Linked DNA regions of Mus musculus: region 2 is linked to region 1. Evidence: chromatin loops called from intact Hi-C (ENCODE). Cell type or tissue: heart. All regions are shown on one strand. Each heading gives the region's core, and the rest is flanking DNA. Links, peaks and the distances in the headings are about the cores only. Region 1 overlaps Trpm5 (transient receptor potential cation channel, subfamily M, member 5). Region 2 has its middle 19 kb from the start of Th.

What was found. Peaks named below come from ENCODE experiments on the same cell type or tissue, not always from the same donor. Only the 100,000 strongest peaks of a DNase experiment are listed, where the experiment ranks them.
Region 2: it touches region 1 in a loop (10-fold over the local background); 13 of 42 quality-filtered maps call a loop at or near these places.

What each region holds. Positions count from the first base shown.
Region 1 is chr7:143,085,200-143,088,104 of GRCm38, forward strand. Trpm5 (transient receptor potential cation channel, subfamily M, member 5) reads right to left here. Exons shown (of 25, transcript NM_020277.2): 4 at 2,502-2,674; 5 at 1,657-1,843; 6 at 257-321; 7 at 1-110. Among named protein-coding and RNA genes, the nearest start is that of Trpm5, 8.0 kb to the right of the region's middle. In heart, for the core only: CTCF peaks have their summits at 1,344 (motif pointing left) and 2,317 (motif pointing left); DNase peaks (open chromatin) are centred at 1,412 and 2,082; H3K27ac peaks cover 871 bases; H3K27me3 peaks cover 298 bases.
Region 2 is chr7:142,917,976-142,920,880 of GRCm38, forward strand. No RefSeq gene overlaps it. Among named protein-coding and RNA genes, the nearest start is that of Th, 19 kb to the left of the region's middle. In heart, for the core only: no CTCF peak of the experiment used is centred there; DNase peaks (open chromatin) are centred at 826 and 1,456; H3K27me3 peaks cover 817 bases.

The sequences.
Region 1 (2,905 bases), core at 109-2,608:
GGCACCAGGAGATGAGGCTGGCTCACCAGGGCAGCGAGTACATCAGCAATGCCACCAGAACCTGCCAGGATCAGCCATGGGGCAGCCTGCTCCACTGCCCTGGAAATCCTCTGGGGGAGGCAAAGAAGGTGACACCCAGATGAATGCTTAGGAGGTGCCTTAGCCCTCCACACCACCCTGTAGATGCCCTGAGAAACTACCATATCCTTCAGGGCTCCAGCCAGGGGAGGGGGAGTTCTTTTCTTTCTGCCCTTACCTCTAGGGTGTTGGGGTCACCATTGACCAACAGGCAAAGGACAGGTATCTGGATGCAGCTGGTGCCTGTGGGCAGAGCAGCCATGAGGCCATTTGATGCTCAGAATGTGAGAACTCAGGACCATCTCCAACTCCAACTTCAGGCATCCTTGGGTGCCATGTTTCTGCACGCCCTGGCCTGGCCTGGCAAAAGCTTTTTTTTCCCCTAATCTAGTCTTTAAAAACAAATTTTATTTATTTATTTATTTATTTAATGTATATGAGTACACTGTAGCTGTCTTCAGACACACCAGAAGAGGGCATCAGATCCTGTTACAGATGGTTGTGAGCCACCATGTGGTTGCTGGGAATTGAACTCAGGACCTCTAGAAGAGCAGTCAGTGCTCTTAACCGCTGAGCCATCTCCCCTGCCCCAAGTCTAGTCTTAATTTTGAAATATAGTTTAGGGTGATCCCCTGCTTGCATCTCTAGAGTGCTAGAGTTACAGGCATGTGCCACAGAGCCTGGTTTATTCTGTGCTGGGGATTAATCCCAGAGCATTGTGCACAAAAGGCAAGCACTCTACTAACTGAGCTACATCCCCAGCCCACAGTGGCTTTTCCCCCCCAAGGGTGAACCCAAACCCAAATAGTGTATCAAATCCCTGAGCTGTGGGCCCACACCTTACATCTGCACTGTCCAGAGCTGGCATTAAACACAAAGTAACTTAAGAGAAAAGAAGCCTAGTTGTACCTGCCACAGCCCAAAAGCAGATACACTGTGGCTAGGTAGTCACTCTATAAGCATAGGACAGAGTTGCTCTGCATTGTAAGAGACACACCAGGCCAACAAACGGTCAAAAGCTGGTGGGATCAGACCCAATCTGCAGTGGTTCTATTGAGACCTTTGTGGTATCAAACACAGATCTGTTTCCACTGTTAAAGTGCACTGGCTTTACCAAAAATTTCTAAGCAATGACATTGTAGCTTATAAATATTTTTTTGTCCCTTAATATTGTCCTAGTATCTCTCTTTCACACCCACCATTAGCCACAGATATACCCATTCCCTCAGGCAATTCTGCTCCCTGGTGGCAGTAAAGGGGACTGCACCTCTGGGAAGACTATTGGCTATCAGAGTCTGCAGCCAGAGCAGCACCATTTAAAACAGTGGCAACTGCCCTGTCGTCTGCCCAGGAGGTAGCTGCTGCCTAGCCAAGGTCACACTGCCCAGCTGTGTCACTCTTCCATCCCACACCAACAGCTCTTCTTCCCTGGCCTTGTACACTCAGGCATGCAGGACCCTCCCCCACTTCCTGGAAGGCCTTTTCCCGCTCTCTCTATAAAGTTCTTACTGGTGTGTGCCACATCTCCATGTCTACATCCCCAAGATGCTGTAGATGGGCAGCTAGAGCAAGCCTTACCCCCATAACCTGTCCTCTGCTGAGAGATGTGCTTCTCCAGGCTCAGCTGCAGCTCTGTCAGCCCGTCGTTCCCACTCCCAAGGGCGCCTGACTCCACAAGGATGAAGTGGGAGAGATTGCTGTCCAGGGGGCAGAGGGGTCCCTGAATGTTGCCCTCATCTGCTGGGTAGTGGATGGGAGTATCCTCCTGTGCCAAGGAGAGAGGGGGAGGCAGAGACCTCAGGAGCAGCTTGGGCTGGGCCTTGCTGTGCTGTGCACGCCATGCTGGGGCCCTGGGAGAGGCTTCAGCAAGGCCTCAGAGTTCCCACCCCTCAGGCAGAGGGAGGCTGGACCGCTGGGCCAGGGGGCCTCCCTGGAATGAGTGAACCATGGAAACAGCTGGGGCCAGGGCTTTGCAAGCTCCACCTTCCAGACTCTTCTGGGCTGGGGTCCAGACTTCACCTCAGTGGGGCCTCCTGGGCTTCTCATTGGTTCTGCCTTACACAGACCACAGGGTGGGGGGGGTGTGTATGAATACCAGAGAGCCAAAGCCACCTGGCCAGGGCTTTCTGGGACTTGAGGACAGCCGTCCAGCCAGGCTGGGCCTAGAGCGTTATAGGTCTGGCTTTCCATAGGGAGTACAGCAGGTTGCCACTCTTATTCCTGAGAGATGCTGCCACCTGGTGGGAAGTTTTGGGCCCATGGAACCCACATCTTCCCACTGCAGCCCATCCTCCCACCTCTCACCTCTCAATAGTTTCAGGGCCTCTCGGAGTGGCACAATTCTTCGGCCTGCCTATGGCTTCCTCTACCCACCCAAGCTCACTAAACCCTATCAGCTGTGGTCCTGTGAACCTGTCACTAACCTTTTGGTGGACACCATCTAGAAGTTGACGGTGAAGGATTCGATCCAGAGAGGCCATTCCGATGGCCACTACACGGATCTTGGTGGATGTGCTAGCCAGAGAGTGATCACGTACAGCTTGTCCAACATGGCGGGCCAGGCCCACGTGGAGGGCACTGGTCAGGATCCAGGCACCTATGGGAGGGGGAGAGAAGGGTCCTGGAGTCCTCACAGCTGGCTGACCAGGGAATCAAGTAGTGGAAAATACTTTTTTTTTCTTTCCTCCAGACAGGTTTCTACAATGCAGGCTATTCGTCAACTTAAGTCATTCCATGTGTTCCGTGAACTGGAAATACAGTATGTACCACCGTGCCCAGCTACAGGGAACACTTTCAGACTGACGGGAATAGTAAGGCTCAGGGGGGA
Region 2 (2,905 bases), core at 132-2,631, 170 kb before region 1:
AACTGGGTCTGAGTTTCAGGAGGCACCAAGCTCCAGAGTGGCCAAGGTTTTACACGCACATGCACGTAAACACATACACACATACACACACACATACACACACCTGACACTTCTGTGCCCAGCTTTACATGGGTTCTAGGAATTCACATTCAGGTCTGCATGCTCATGTGACAGGAAGGAGAAGCTTCTGGGGGTGGGGGCTGTCAGTAAAACTTCAAGTCAGAACTCCTGAAGTCCTCGGCTTCCCCACAGACACTCAGGCATCCTTAGCTGACTGTGTGCATTTATGTAAGCCAACAGCCTGTGTGCCCCCAGGTCCATATAGGTGGTAAGGAATCCCCTACCCAGGTCTCCTTCTCTATCCTCCTGGGAGTTCTACCTCCTAGAAGGGTACAGGACCCAGAGAGTCAGACTTACTGAAGTGTGAGGCTAAGGAGTTTATGACTGAGAAAAGAAAGATATCACTGAAGGTGGCAATCTTCGGAGCCCCAGAGAGCAGAACCCAGAACCTGTTGATTATGCATGGAAGGGGCTTGGGAGCCACTGCTGCCCATCCTCTTTCTTCCTAGAGAATGATGGTTGGTGCCCTCTCTACACTGGGCCAAGTGCTGCCAGGCTCTGTGGGGCTATCACAGGGTCCCACAAAGGAACCTCGCTCTGCCCCTCAGGCCCATGAGCCATGCTCAAGTCCAGGGCCCACATGACCACTTCTCAACGAGCTGGTGTACCAACCTGTGCAGTAGCTAATCTGGGATCGAACCTGCAGGCAATGGTGAGAACTGGCAGGGTGCCCAGGGTGGGGTGAGTGATGGGCCTGGCATAGTCAAGTGGTTGTCAGGCCTTAGGCTATACCAAGGCTACAGCACACAGTGTTCTCCCCAGGGCACCACAGAAGCACCAAGCTCAGCCTCCTGCCTGGTAGTCTGGTCTGTGTCACTCTGACAGGAGGAAACAACTACTCCACTGGGGACAGGCAGAGGCTCAGCTGGGTTGGGAGACAGAGTAAGGGATAGCAGTGTTTAAGCAGCTTGGGGACCTGGGAGAGGGACAAGTGTCTGGGTTGAATGAGGGTCCAGTGGGCCCAGCAGGGGCTCAGGTGAAGGCAAGAGTGAGGGATAGGGGTAGTGAGACTTAGTGAGTACTCAGAGCCAGGATGGGGGTCACAGAGTGTGGATAGGTGGGACATTGAAGATAGCTCTGCTCTGTTGGGACCCCTGTCACGCAGGTCTTAGTGCCTTTGCATCAGACCAAGGAGCAACGTGAGGTCACAGCTCTCAGGCCTCCAGGAAAAATCAGCATTTGGAGCAGGCCATACAGTGTCTCTGCTTGGTGGACCCTTTTCCCAGCACTGGCCAATTTACCTCTTCCTCTCTGTGACAGGGCTCTTCTTTGCCCAGGGCCTGTAGAGACCCTACATTTGCCTGTTGGTTGGCTCCCTCGCGTGGCCGACTGAGGTATAACATCTGCCCCACAAGTGCCCCCATGTGGCCAACTGTAGTATAACCTTCACTAGGTGAGGGCTGTCAGTACAGAGACTGTGAGGCTCAATCAATAAGCTGCTGGGTGTTGAGAAGATGTACCACTGAAGAACTCGGGGTTACTGACATTTGATAGACCAAGACAAACACCAAAGATTCCAATATCCCAGACTTCAGGGTCCACTCAGGTCCCTCAAAGGCTCTGACCTTGTTGGCAAGGAAGTGAGGAGAGGGTGGGGGCTGTGCATTCCTAGGGCCATTGTAAGTCAGAACTTCAAAGAAGCCATAGGCAATAAATGCCAAATAGTGGGAGGATTTCTGTCCTTGAGGTCTCTGGAGACCAGCCCCCCCCCCCCCACACACACACACACACACAGAGTTGCCTAGAAAGACTATGTGTCTGCCCAGGCTCCAAGCCTCCTCAGCAATGCCATGTTCCTGCCTTGTCCCAAAGAGGCAGGCCCGTTATGATGGCTATCCCAGCAGTTCATGTGGTGCGGTGGCCCCAGCATTTGGGGGACTCTGTCAGCACTCCTCTTCATTTGACTGAAGAGGAGACAGGACAGGAGCTTAGGAAGCCATGGTTGGAGGACCTAGGCTTTTGGTCCAGGCTGCCTCTGCCACCTTAGGAGAAGGAGGTTTTTTTTTTGTTTTGTTTTGTTTTGTTTTTTTTTAATTTATTCACTACACATCCCGCTCGCTGCCCTCCCCCTGGTCACTGCCTCTCACAATCCTTACATCACCCCCACCCCTTCTCCTTTGATCGGGTGGGGTCCCCTGGTTTCCCCACACACCCTGTCACCTCAAGTCTCTGCAAGACTAGAGTTTCCTCTCCCATTGAGGCCAGACAAGGCAGCCCAGCTAGAAGAACATATCCCATATACAGGCAACAGCTTTTTGATTAGCCCCTTCTCCACTTGTTCAGGACCCACAGGAAGGCCATGCTGCACATCTGTTACATAAGTGGGGGGAGGTCTAGGTCCAGCTGCTGTGGTTTTTGGTTGGTGATTCAATCTCTGAGAGCCCCAAGGGTCCAGGTTAGTTGACTCCATTGGGATTCCTGCAGAGTTCCTATCCCCTTAGGGGCTGCAATCTAGATAAGGATTTCTTAAAGAGGGAGATAGAGAAGTACCGCCCACATTGCTTCGGAACACAGTCATTAGAGCTATATCCTTGGGGCTTCCCTGGCCAGGTGGAGTGGGGCTGAACTGATTTAGAGTCTTAAGGCCTGAAGCTGAGTCTGCTCTGGCGATGGGGTGCTCAGCTCTAGCCTAGTAATATAGCCCTGTGGATCACATGGCCAAGATTTCCACCATTATCCCATAACACACTAGAGCTAAGGACATGGCAGGGCAGGAAGACCTGGGCTCTAGACCTATGTTCCCAAACTGCATTCAGAAACATATTATATACAGGCTTGTGTGGCA